2 separate regions of the Homo sapiens genome follow, and region 2 is linked to region 1. Evidence: chromatin contacts called from ENCODE Hi-C or POLR2A ChIA-PET data. All regions are on one chromosome and are shown on one strand. Each heading gives the region's core, a stretch centred on a gene start or an enhancer-like site at or near the end of the contact. The rest is flanking DNA. Distances are from core to core; before and after follow the strand shown.

Region 1 (5,493 bases), core at 2,962-5,461:
CCATTGTCAGGGCAGAATGAACTTTGGCATTCACGTGGCTTCTCTTCAACCTTACTTCCCTGCAGCCCCTGGTTCCCCAAGGCAGAGGAAATACCCTGGTGGAGCCCTCCTTCCATAGAACCAGAGATGGCATCTGTGGATTTCAAGACCTATGTGGATCAGGCCTGCAGAGCTGCTGAGGAGTTTGTCAATGTCTACTACACCACCATGGATAAGCGGCGGCGTTTGCTGTCCCGCCTGTACATGGGCACAGCCACCCTGGTCTGGAATGGCAATGCTGTTTCAGGACAAGAATCCTTGAGTGAGTTTTTTGAAATGTTGCCTTCCAGCGAGTTCCAAATCAGCGTGGTAGACTGCCAGCCTGTTCATGATGAAGCCACACCAAGCCAGACCACGGTCCTTGTTGTCATCTGTGGATCAGTGAAGTTTGAGGGGAACAAACAACGGGACTTCAACCAGAACTTCATCCTGACCGCCCAGGCCTCACCCAGCAACACAGTGTGGAAGATCGCAAGTGACTGCTTCCGCTTCCAGGACTGGGCCAGCTAGTGGGGGTGGCAGAGGTCTCTTTGCTTCATTCAGCCCTAGCTCTGTAGAGAAATGCAAACCTCGACTCTCAAGGATGTGAGGAACACAAGTTCATTTCTGTTGTTGCGGAGACACTGCAGACTCCACTGTGCCGAGGTTGAACTCTTTTTTGTTGCTCAAGTTCTAGGAGTCCCTTTCCTGAATATATACTTGTTTGTCATAGTTTCCTTTTCAAAGTAGTAAACTTTTCTATTTTTCTACTTGCCCAGTAGAGACTCTGATTCTGGAAATTCTGACAAATAATTTAATAATACACATGTTGCTTCTTTCCCTGTCTGATGTGTTTGACCAGGTTGTGAGGGAGGAGGAGGGCTAAAGGCAGAAAGCATAATAGGAAGCACCCGCACAGGGGTGAGGATCAGGGCTTAGTACCTACCCCAGGCACCAGTGTGCACATAGTTGGCCCACCTGGAGCTGTGATTCACAGCCCCATGCACACTAGAATCCCTTGGGACACTGAAAATTACCTATGCCAAGGCCATACTCCAGACCCAACCATGCTTGAGTGTGTGTGTGTGTGTGTGTGTGTGTGTGTGTGTGTGTGTGTGTGTGTGGTGGTGGGTAGGGGGGTTGGTTTTGTTCCAGGCTGGAGTGCAGTGGCATAATCTTGGCTCACTGCAACCTCCATCTCCCGGGTTCTAACAATTCTCGTGCCTAAGCCTCCTGAGTAGCTGGGATTGCAGGCACATGCCACCACACCCGGCTAATTGTTTGCCTGAATCTTTGAGGATACGGCTGGGCATGGGCAGTTTCTAAAAGCACCCTAGGTGTCTTTTAGGATACATCACCTTAGGATATAGCAGAATCACCTAACAGATGGCTGGGCCCTACCTTAGCACCTTAGCTGAGAATTAAATGATGAGAACAGATGAAATACTAGAGTTAGCTAATTGCTTATAAATGAAGCCACTATATTAAACTCATTGATAAAGAGAAAGTGAATCAGCACTGATTCTGAGAGGAAGAAGCACTGAAACTAGGATGGAGGACATCAGAACCAGAAGCTGCTGTTACTGATCCTAAAGGCCAAACCCAATTGCATTTCTTCAATGTAAAGAATAGAAAACCCTATAGAAGTTGGACCAATAGATGATGTGCCTGCCATGCTGCAGCTTCCCCAGTTAAGTTGTCTTTGGTAAAAGTGTGCTAGGTTTGGGATAGGGTAGTCAAGATACTGCAATGGGAAATTTTGAGAAGGGTAAGAATCCTGATAAGCACAGTGACACAGGTAGCCGTTTCCTCTTGACACCCCTTCCCTTCTCTATTATCTGAAGCCCAGTGTTTTGAGAGATAAGGGACCCACCTTAAATACTTGACTTTCTCATTCAATTTGTAGCTAGGTCTGACATGTGATTAAGTTCTGGCCAATGAAGTAGGACTGAACTTGGGGGAATTTTCCTTCAACAGACCCTTCTTTCTTTCCCACTCTATCCTGCTGCCTGGAAAGGTTATGCTGACCTGACCACGGGCTCTGGCTCAGTCTTGGCCAAGAGAACAGCTCAGCCATACCCTAGACGTAGGATAGTGCTGAGCTAAAAGGAGCCTAGGTCCCATGTGGAAACACCAAAATAGCCCCAGCTCACTCAACCAAAGACTTCTTTTTAAATGAGAAATCCCATCTTAAGCCATTATCAATTTGGGGTGTGTGACACTGACACACAGCAGTAATCCTAAGTGAGGAAAAGGATTTGAATGGGGCAGACTGTATTCACTACAGGGCCCAGAAGACGCGGGGACGGCCCCAACTACTGCCCTTCAGGTCCGGGCCAGACCCGCAATGGGCAGGATGGGTAGGGTACAGGGCGTGCGTCCCCACCTACACTAGCCTGGTTGCAGGCGGCCTCCAAGGGCACAGCGGGAAGCTCCGCCCTTGCCATGCCCCCGCCACCGGGGAAGGCAAGACAAATGTGCGTGGCACCCTCCTCCTTCGGTTCTGGGACACATCTCCACCAAGCGGCCGTTCGGCAGGTAGGGCCAGATGGTCCCGGCTCGTCCCTGCGGGTGGGGTTTCCCACCGGCGGAAAGCGCAAGCCCCTCCCGTTCTGTCCAGCGCGCTGCCCGCTGCCTTAATTATAAGGCAGATGAAGGTGAAAAGTTTACTGGTTTTTATTTTTGCAACTTTTTGTAAATTTTAAATTATTCTAAAAAGTTTAAGAAATGAATTGTGCTGAGGAGTATAATCAGCACGCAGTGCGAGTTCTTATAGTGGCCACGTCCACAAACCCTGTGTTGTGGAAGAACAGAAGGCGTTCTGCTTTCTGTGTTTCACCGTCTCTCCCTCGCTTTAACTTCCAGGTCCCGGAGTAGTGGTGACAGCAAGGTCTGTTGGTTTCTTTGGTTTAGGTTTGATGAAAGGCCACTCCAGTGGGGTAGGAGGTGGGCAGGGAGAACAGGGGCTAGGGTGGGAGGGGCAGGAGTTGGGTCCTGGGGGTGGAGGAGATGACGGGGAGAGTGGCTTGGAGAAATCTGCAAGAAGAGACATTGGAAGGCCGGGGGAGGTGAAATGGACACTGGGTGAAGCTGAGGAGTCCTAGTGAACCATGTTACCTCTGATCCAGATATTCCCAGAACAACAAGAAATCAAGCTTCTGAATGTGGTCTGTTGCAAGCTTGGAAGGTGCACACCTGTTGCTGCTAATTTGGACAATTTGGGGGAAGAGCAGAGATTTAGATGTTGCTTTGGTCGACCTTAAACACCAGCCCTGTCTCCCCTACCACTTTGCCAAATTAGGGCCCCGTCTCTCTAAAGAGCAAACAGAAAACTGCAGAAAGTTGCTTTGTCCTGTAGACAAGAGGCTGGGACTAGGTAAGAGGAGGGAGCCAGGATGCAAAACTTAAGACCAGCCTGGCCAACAAGGCGAAACCCCGTTTCTACTAAAAATAGAAAAATTAGCTGGGCGTGGTGGCAGGCGCCTGTAATCCCAGCTACTCAGGAAGCTGAGGCAGGACAATCGCTTGAACCCAGGAGGCGGAGGTTGTAGTCAGCCAAGATCGCGCCACTGCATTCCAGTCTGGGCGACAGAGCGAGACTCCGTAACAAAAAACAAACAAACAAACAAAAAATCTTAAACATCACCAACGAGCCTTGTGAGAAATGGTTTAACGTTGTGATACCTTGCCCAATTTTAAGGCAGGTAAAGGTGTGTGTTAAAACTCAACTCTTGAACTGAACCCCAGCTGCCCTTTAGGGCATGCTTAATTTGATGTGGACTGTAACCTCTTTTGCAGCATTGTAGAGATTTGGAATCTGCACATTAGGAAGAGACCCCACGAGGCGGTGGCGTTCTTTCTCGTTCGGAGCTCACACCCCTCCTGGGGAGCCCTCTCCCAACCCGGGCTCCCGGTAAGCGCGGTCGCCGCTCCTCTGAGGGCTGCTCTTCCCTCGCTTCTGAGCCGAGGCCCCCGCGACACGAACGCCACGCCCGAAGCGCTCTTGCCAGGACGTACTGACCGAGGGTAGGCTGCCCAGCCGGGTGGTAACGTTGAGGAAAGGACAGCAGCTTCGCAAAGGAGCTGGGTAAAACCACGCCCAGACCCCGCTGGCCACCAGCCCGAGACCAAGACGCAGGCGGTGGCGCCGGTTTCTCACTCAACCGCAGGTTCCAGCATCCCCGATACGGCCGACGTCATTACCCTGCGACCGCTCAGGACACTTCTGAGGACTCTTTTGACAGCTAGTAATCGCGCGGTGGCGCGACCACGTGACTCCGGCGCCCTAGCCCCGCCCTCCGTCTCCAAGGAGCCCTGGAAGGAGCTATACCAGCGGCTCCAGAAGGCGGGGAGAGGCGGGGCCGGACTCCGGGACAGCCAATGGGCGAGGAGTGCCGCCCAGCCTGACCCACCGGCCGCTCCCTCACGAGCCTGTGGGCGTGCGCCGGCTGTGCAGGTGAGGGGCAGCGAGGGCGCCTAGTGGGCAGGGCGCCGGCGTTGCGCGTGCGTCAGTGTTCTTCCTTGTGCAGTTTAGAATTTGATACATTTCTTTCCAGTCTATTTCTATAGATTTGTTTTCAAATCACATCAGACCCTATGTAAAATAGTGTACCGTCTTTACTCATTATAACATGGTGAGCATTTCCCCAAGCTATTACACATATTTTTAAACATTGTTTTAATGACCGGCATAATAATCCAGTGCTTGGATATATCAAATTCTTCGGCCATCTCCTTATAGGTGAGATTGTTTCCAAAGTTTCACTAATGTAAGTGCACTGCAGTGAACGCCCTTACGTAACAATTGTTCACTCCCGTGTACTTTTCTCGTGCAGAGTTCTACAGCATGAAACACTATATTTAACTTTGTCAGGTTGATGTTTATCAGTGGTTTATTATTGTTTTTATAGTATTCCATTGTCAGTGAAGTATGCCATTCACACTGTCAAGTGAATTGTCTATTTGTATTATTTAAAAAAAAGATCACAAACATAGAAAGGAGAGCTTTATTTCTTTAAACGGTGATAACCTGCAAGGTGGCCCTTCTGACAGGCTGGGAAGCATAGCTTCTGGCAGAAGCTCAAAAGGCAGGCAGCTGGAGGGAAGGGGGCCTAAGACAGGAATTTAAGCTGAAGGACTTAGCCAAGTACACATATGAACAGGCCACAGGAAGAGCTATGAATATTCATGAAACGGGTCCTGACCCATGCTTACTGGACAAACGTGCATGTTACAGGTGACCTATGTTTACTTTGGGGTGGACTCTTAGCATTTACAGGTATTCATGTATTACATTTAGACCCTATAAGTTGAAAGATCTTTTCAGGACACCGATGCACTTGTGTGCAGCCTCTGTAAACCGCCAGAATCAGCCCCTGTTCGGTTGTTTCCCATCAGGAAAAAGTTACTGCAGTCAGTCTCTGGTCCAATCAAAGCAGTAATTATTTGTGGAAGTGGTGGGGCTGGGGCAGGGGG
Region 2 (5,936 bases), core at 1-2,500, 5.9 Mb before region 1:
GTCCAGTGAAGTGATGACTTGGTTTATAAAAGTGGACTGATGTCTATACCGATGTGGTTTTTACAGCTCCATAATTTAAACCTTTCATCAGAAGGAAGAGTGTTCAGGAAAACCAGTAAGAGCTCCTGTCTCAGGAGCTCAACAGGAATGGAGATGCCTGTGACGAGAGCCACTGTGGCACGGCGTCCACTGCCACCCAGCACCAGCCTGGCCGAGGAGAATGAGACACGGACCCTCCTCTAGAAGGCCGCAGTCCAGCAGGGGAGGCACGCCCAGGGCATCTCAGAGGAAGAAAGGGGCTTCCAGGAGGAGGCAGGACCGGTCCTGGGAACCGAGGAAGGAAAGGGACTTCCAGAAAGGAGAGAAGGAATGAGCAAAGGGGAGGTCCCAGAAACTGCAGGAGGGGTCAGGAGACGAAGAGAAGAGAGGTTGGCCCAGGGTTCCTCCAACGGTGGGGCCATGTGGCAACCTGAACTTTATCCGGAGCCAGGTGACTGCTGTTTCTGCCTGGACCGTTAGATTGCCTGGTTTATATCTGTCTCCCCACTGGGCTGTGAGCCGCTGAGGGCACGACACAGGCAGGAGCCTGACGCGAGCCCCATCTGGAGGGGTGAGCTCTCACCTCAGTCCTTAGGACCCCAGACACCTTTAGGTGTAAGGTTTTTTTTTTGTTTTTGTTTTTGTTTTTGTTTTGTCTTAAAAAAAAAAAAAAGGAAACTCATTACATACTGTCTTACACAAACTAAACCACTAGATGGTGCTAAGTGACTTTAATGAGAAATGAGACATGGGCGGTTCCCACTTTGCAATTTTAAAAAGTGACTTTCTTTACTTCCCTGTCACAGAAACTCTCAGTCCATGCAATTTAGGGAACTAGAATTACCTGTCCTTTCCTCTCCACCTGTCCGAAGTGCTTCCTCCGGGGCTCTTACGGGTATATGTGCACTTATTTGAAGGAGAGGCTTCCAGCTTCCAGCTCCAAGCCCAGGCACTATTCTCCCATCGTCCGCCCAGCGTCTCCCAGACTGAGCCCGCAGAGCCACGTGGAGGGCTTAAACAAGGCGCACCGGCCCGCCCCAGAGCTCCTGGGTCAGTGGTCTGGGGTGCCTGTGAATCTGCATTTCTGACAAGTTCCCAGGTGGTGCCCCCGCTGCTGGGACGGGGACCTCACCCTGACGACCCCTGCTGTGGAGAGTTCGGGAAGCTTCGGACGCCCTAACCATAGGCGGAACCCGCTGCCACGGCCCTGGTGCTAGCAGACGCTCTCTCTCGGCCCGCCCTCCACCGAGTTCCGGCCACAGAGCGGGCCCTGCCCGGCGGTGTGCGGCCACATCTTCCTTCAGCTCTAGCTTAGCTGCTACATTGGGAAGCCACTAAAACCTTTAAAACCAGCAAAAACCCAGCCACAAACATTTGAAATGAGGCCCAAGCCTGGGACACAGGGGGACCAGGTGGAACATTCGCCCACTCCCTGGGACCCGCCCTTACCCTGTGGTTCTCAGTGTGGCTCCTGGACCAGCCGCAGCACCATCACAGGGACACCTAGACATGCAGCATCCCGGGCCACACCCCAGACCCACTGAGTCAGGAGCTCCCGGGCGCACCCAGCCACGTCTGGGTTTTCATCAGAGCTAAGGAGGCAGAATTTTGGCCCCCGTGACCTTTTCCCCTTGGTGCTACACCCTTGAATATGTTACATGGCAAAAAGGGACTTTGCAGATATAATTAAAGTTCTTAATCAGTTACCCTTTTTTAAGGAAAGGAGTTTATTCAAGATTATCCCCTAAAAACAGAAGTCAGAGAAACGTGTAAGTCCAAGTCATTGAGATGAGACGCAGGAAGAGGGTTCAGAGTTCGCTGCCGGCTCCGAACGTGGAGGGGCCTGAAGCCAAGGAGCCTGGGCAGCCCTGACAGCCACTCCTGGCCAGCAGCCGGCAAAGAAACAGGGTCCTCACTCCTGCCAAGAACTTGAATGAGACTGGAAGCAAATTCTCCCCTAACAGCCTCTGGACAAGGGCCCAGGCTGGCCAACATCTTTCTTTCTACCTTTTGAGACCCAGAGCAGAGAAACCGATAGGACCCACCCAGACTTCCCACCTACACAACTGCGATGACACGGGTGCTGGTGGTGACTCATCAAGGCAGCAACAGAAAATGGACACAGCCGTGTTTCATCAGCTACATGCTATAGCTTGTTACTGAGTGAGTATAAGCACATCTGTCATTTTATTTAAAATGATTCAGTAATATTTTGATAACTGTTTTAATATAATTAGTTTCTTTTTTTTTTTTTTTGGAAACGGGGTCTCATTCTGTTGCCCAGGCTGGAGTGCAGTGGCTCAGTCTCAGCTCACTGCAGCCTCAACCTCTCCAGGCTCAGGCAGTCCTCCCATGTCAGCTTCCTAAGTAGCTGGAACCACAGGCACGCACCACCACGCCCAGCTAATTTTTGTATTTTTTGTAGAGGTGGGGTTTCGTCATGTGGCCCAGGCTGGTCTCAAATTCCTGGACTCGAGCAGTCCACTCACCTTGCCCTCCCAAAGTGCTGGCATTACAGGCGTGAGCCACCACACCCAGCCTGGTTTCCTTTAAATTATCTGTATTTTATTTTATGCCTTTACCATCATTTTTCTGAGAAGCGGTCTCCATCAGAATGCCACGGGTGGGAGTGGAGGAGGCAGCACAGAAGAGATGTTTGAGACCCTGCTTTAGAGACGAGGGCAGCAGGGAAAAGCCAGGAAGTCCTCCTGCAGCCACTCAGGACAGAAACAGGCGGCCAACCAGCGGTTTCATTTCATGTTCTCAGAAACCAGGTTAATCTGTTGTGAAATTTCTTATTTTGATATTCAACAAATACCTGTACATAAAGAGAGGAACATTCTTTTTGTCCTGGAACTGGAATTTGCCATCTAGGCTGGGCTCCTTCATCTTTCTCAGTATCTCTAGGGCAGTGGTTTTCAACTTTATCACCACCGCCCCAGGAAAAACCACATTTCTCATTGCGAGCCATACACATCAGATAGGTAGGTGTGTGTGTGTGTGTGTGTGTGTGTGTGTGTGTATTTCAACATATCCATATGGATATAGAGAGATAAAACAAGGGCTTCACAAAACAAATCCTCCCTTTCACTTGCTGTACACTCTGTTTTTCTTATTATATTTTAGTCTAGCATTTTGTTGACTTCCTTTTACATGCCAGTCAATTCTACTGAGTTCATTTTACATCCAAAAATGAGTTGTCACTAGCCATTTGGAAAACACTGGTCTCTAGGACCACGACTGGGCTTGTATCCACGTCCCTATTCACATACACAGCACACACACATACACATGACACACACACACCACACACACTTCACATACACATCCCACATATATCACACATACCATGTATATCACACACACACACCCCATGTACACAAACACATACAACCCTTATTCTATCCTGTCAGAGCCTCAGAAGAAACCACACAGGCCCCAGTCACCAGGATGAGGCACATGGTCCCTGAGCCAGGGTTTGTCTCACAAGAAGGAGGAGTTTTAAGTGCCTTACTTGGTTCCTCCTGCTGCGATCGTCAGTTCAGGGGACCACCACAGACCCGGGTTTGCTTTCCAGCAGCCCCTGAGAGCTGCTGCACTGTGAGTTTTGTGTGGTGCGTGCTGGGATGGGAATTAGGATGTGAACTCCAAGGTCCCAAAATGAAATCCTGAGCAGACATGGGGGCACTGGAAATCAATAAAAAGCGCTACATCTAGTTGTGGCTTCACATTTTTAGACAGAGTAACACATAACATCCAAATGGTCCAGGCTTTCTGAAGTGTCCGATTTTTACACGTTTTGCTCTCTTGTCCCCATGTGTACTTGTCAAACCAAATGTCAACTTACTTTTTGGTTTGGGAAATGTGGTTAGAGAGCCATACAAAGGTGCAGTATTTTAACCCAAGCGTCCCTGTGGAATGACCTGCTGTAGGGTAATGAGAAAGAGAGAGAACCGGAAGGAACAAAGAAGATGAGCCGGCAAGTAGCCAAGAAGGCACAGGCCACAGGACAGTTTGGGGCTTTTCTGTTTTGTTTTCAAATTAAGCTTCACCCAAAAGGGGTGGGGGTAGAAATGTGAGCTTTCCACCAACACGTTTCTAACTAGAAGCAAACACTGATACAACCACTCTTGCCGGGTTGTAATCAAATTCCGAAGGAGAACTGTTACCATGAGAAGGAAAACAGAAGCACAGATTTGAACAAGTGGAGGATAAAAATCCCTATGGTGTCCGTTTCTTCTTATTCTTACGAAGCTTGACCTGGGCAAAATGAATGCATGATGTAGACACTGGGGCAGCCTAAGCCTAAGACTCGGTGGGGAGGGCATGACTCGAAGGAGTCCCAAGGGGCACCTCTGAGGGGCCAGGAATGAGCGTGGCACCTGTGTCCCCCAGCTCAGGACTCTCCCTGTGTCCTGGAAAACTCCTCAGTCCAGGCCAGAGCAGAGCGCTTGGCCACCCACTCAGAAAACCCCGTTTCTGCCAGGAACATAGGATATGTTCAGCGTGTGACAGCTCCTCAAGCTGCATGCGTGTGCCTGCGCGTAACACCTCCATGAAACATGTGGGAAGCCCCAATGCACACGCGGCAGACTCGAGCGTACCTGTGCCTGCAGCTCCACTCTCTGCGCCTGCAGGTGGGAGAGCACCTCCCGGCCCTCCTCCAGCTGACTCCGCAGGGCGGCCACCTCCCGCTCCGTCAGGAGCTTCTCCTGCACAGAGAAGGCCAGAGTCAGACTCATGGGACATGCAGAGAGGAAAAGGGCAGAGAAGGTGCGGGGCCCTGGTATGGACGGAATATCCGTGTCCCCCTGAATTCTGTGTTGAAGCCCTAACTAACTCCCAAGATGAAGGTTTTAGGAGACCTTTGGAAGGTGTTAGGGTTAGATGAGGTCATGAGGATGGGGGGCCCCATCATGTGATTAGGGTCTTTGTAAGAACAAGAAGAGACACCAGAGCCCCCACCCCCACCCCCTGTCTGTCTGTCACGTGAGACACAGCAAGAAGGCAGCCGTCTTCAAGCCAGAAAGAGAGCCCTCACCAGACACCAATTCTGCTGGCATCTTGATCTTGGACTTCCAGCACCCAGGACAGTGAGAAGTAAATGTCTGCCTGTCGGCCCTCCCATCTGTAGTGTCCTGTTATAGTAGCCTGAGAAGACTAAGCCAGGCCCACAGCACAGCCATCAATGCCTTTTGCTTTGTCTTCAAAGTCTGAACCTCCTTGGGAGTGTGACATGCCGGGACCAAGTACCAGGAGACCAGAGCTTAGACCTGGCTGTGCCATGAACCTACTAAGAGACTCTAGAAAAGGATTTGACTCTCAAAGCCTCTGTTTTCCCTTCTGTGAAAGGGAAAACCTGGAATGCACACTCTCGAAGAAAATGAAGGCTGGTTGGAGCCGCGAGCCATACGCTGTGCTCGGATGTCAGCGCAGCACAAAGCAGGAGCCATCAGCCCCAGTGGGTGAAAGGGAAGTGACGCTCCAGGGAATGGCTAGAAGGAAATCCTCTGACCTCTCCACACTCTGCCAAGCAGGTCCCTCTCTCCTGACCTGCCTTTCCACGTCTATTCAAAAATATTCAAATTGTTTCACAAAGGCCTGACTGCTCAAGAGCCATGCATTCTGACACAGAGCACATTGACTCGAAGCCATGCAAAATCAAACACCAAGTCTACAATGAGGGTTTCTGTGTCCAGAGGCTGCATGGAAGACAGCCTCTGCTTCAAACACCTTACAAAGTGGCTGCAGCAATGACATAGACATACAGGAAAGTGACCGTCTAACTTGATTGTAGAATTGCTAAGCTAAGACTCATAAAGATGTGACACTTTCTCAATCGGTGCTTCTCTATCCTGAGCATGCACACGAGTCCCTGCGGATCTGGCTAAGATGCA

What was found. A loop is a pair of places that touch in the nucleus more often than their neighbours do. ChIA-PET counts read pairs that join two places held with the same protein, here RNA polymerase II (POLR2A). Pooled maps may share reads with other maps.
Region 2: a loop to region 1 is called in a map of CD4-positive, alpha-beta T cell, with 7 times the contacts of the local background. The contact joins the enhancer-like site here to the promoter of LINC01431 in region 1. A Hi-C loop is called at or near these places in 1 of 168 maps with a recorded cell type or tissue (CD4-positive, alpha-beta T cell) and 1 of 50 pooled maps. POLR2A ChIA-PET finds 5 or more read pairs at or near these places in 1 of 52 experiments (activated T-cell).

The regions. Positions count from the first base shown.
Region 1 is chr20:23,353,916-23,359,408 of GRCh38, forward strand. LINC01431 (long intergenic non-protein coding RNA 1431) reads right to left here and starts at 4,212. Exons shown (of 3, transcript NR_109884.1): 1 at 4,040-4,212; 2 at 3,136-3,222; 3 at 2,679-3,054. It overlaps NXT1 (nuclear transport factor 2 like export factor 1), which reads left to right. Exons shown (of 2, transcript NM_013248.3): 2 at 66-856. The coding sequence starts at 127. The coding sequence ends at 549. RefSeq lists enhancers at 3,638-3,727, 3,918-4,307 and a silencer at 4,358-4,547.
Region 2 is chr20:17,504,246-17,510,181 of GRCh38, forward strand. BFSP1 (beaded filament structural protein 1) reads right to left here. Exons shown (of 8, transcript NM_001195.5): 5 at 4,644-4,751. Among named protein-coding and RNA genes, the nearest start is that of BFSP1, 24 kb to the right of the region's middle. RefSeq lists an enhancer at 267-790. Within about 2 kb of position 1,251, at least 19 of the 41 ENCODE cell types and tissues checked have a DNase peak (open chromatin) inside an H3K27ac peak, as active enhancers do; they include CD4-positive, alpha-beta T cell, where a contact is called at or near this core.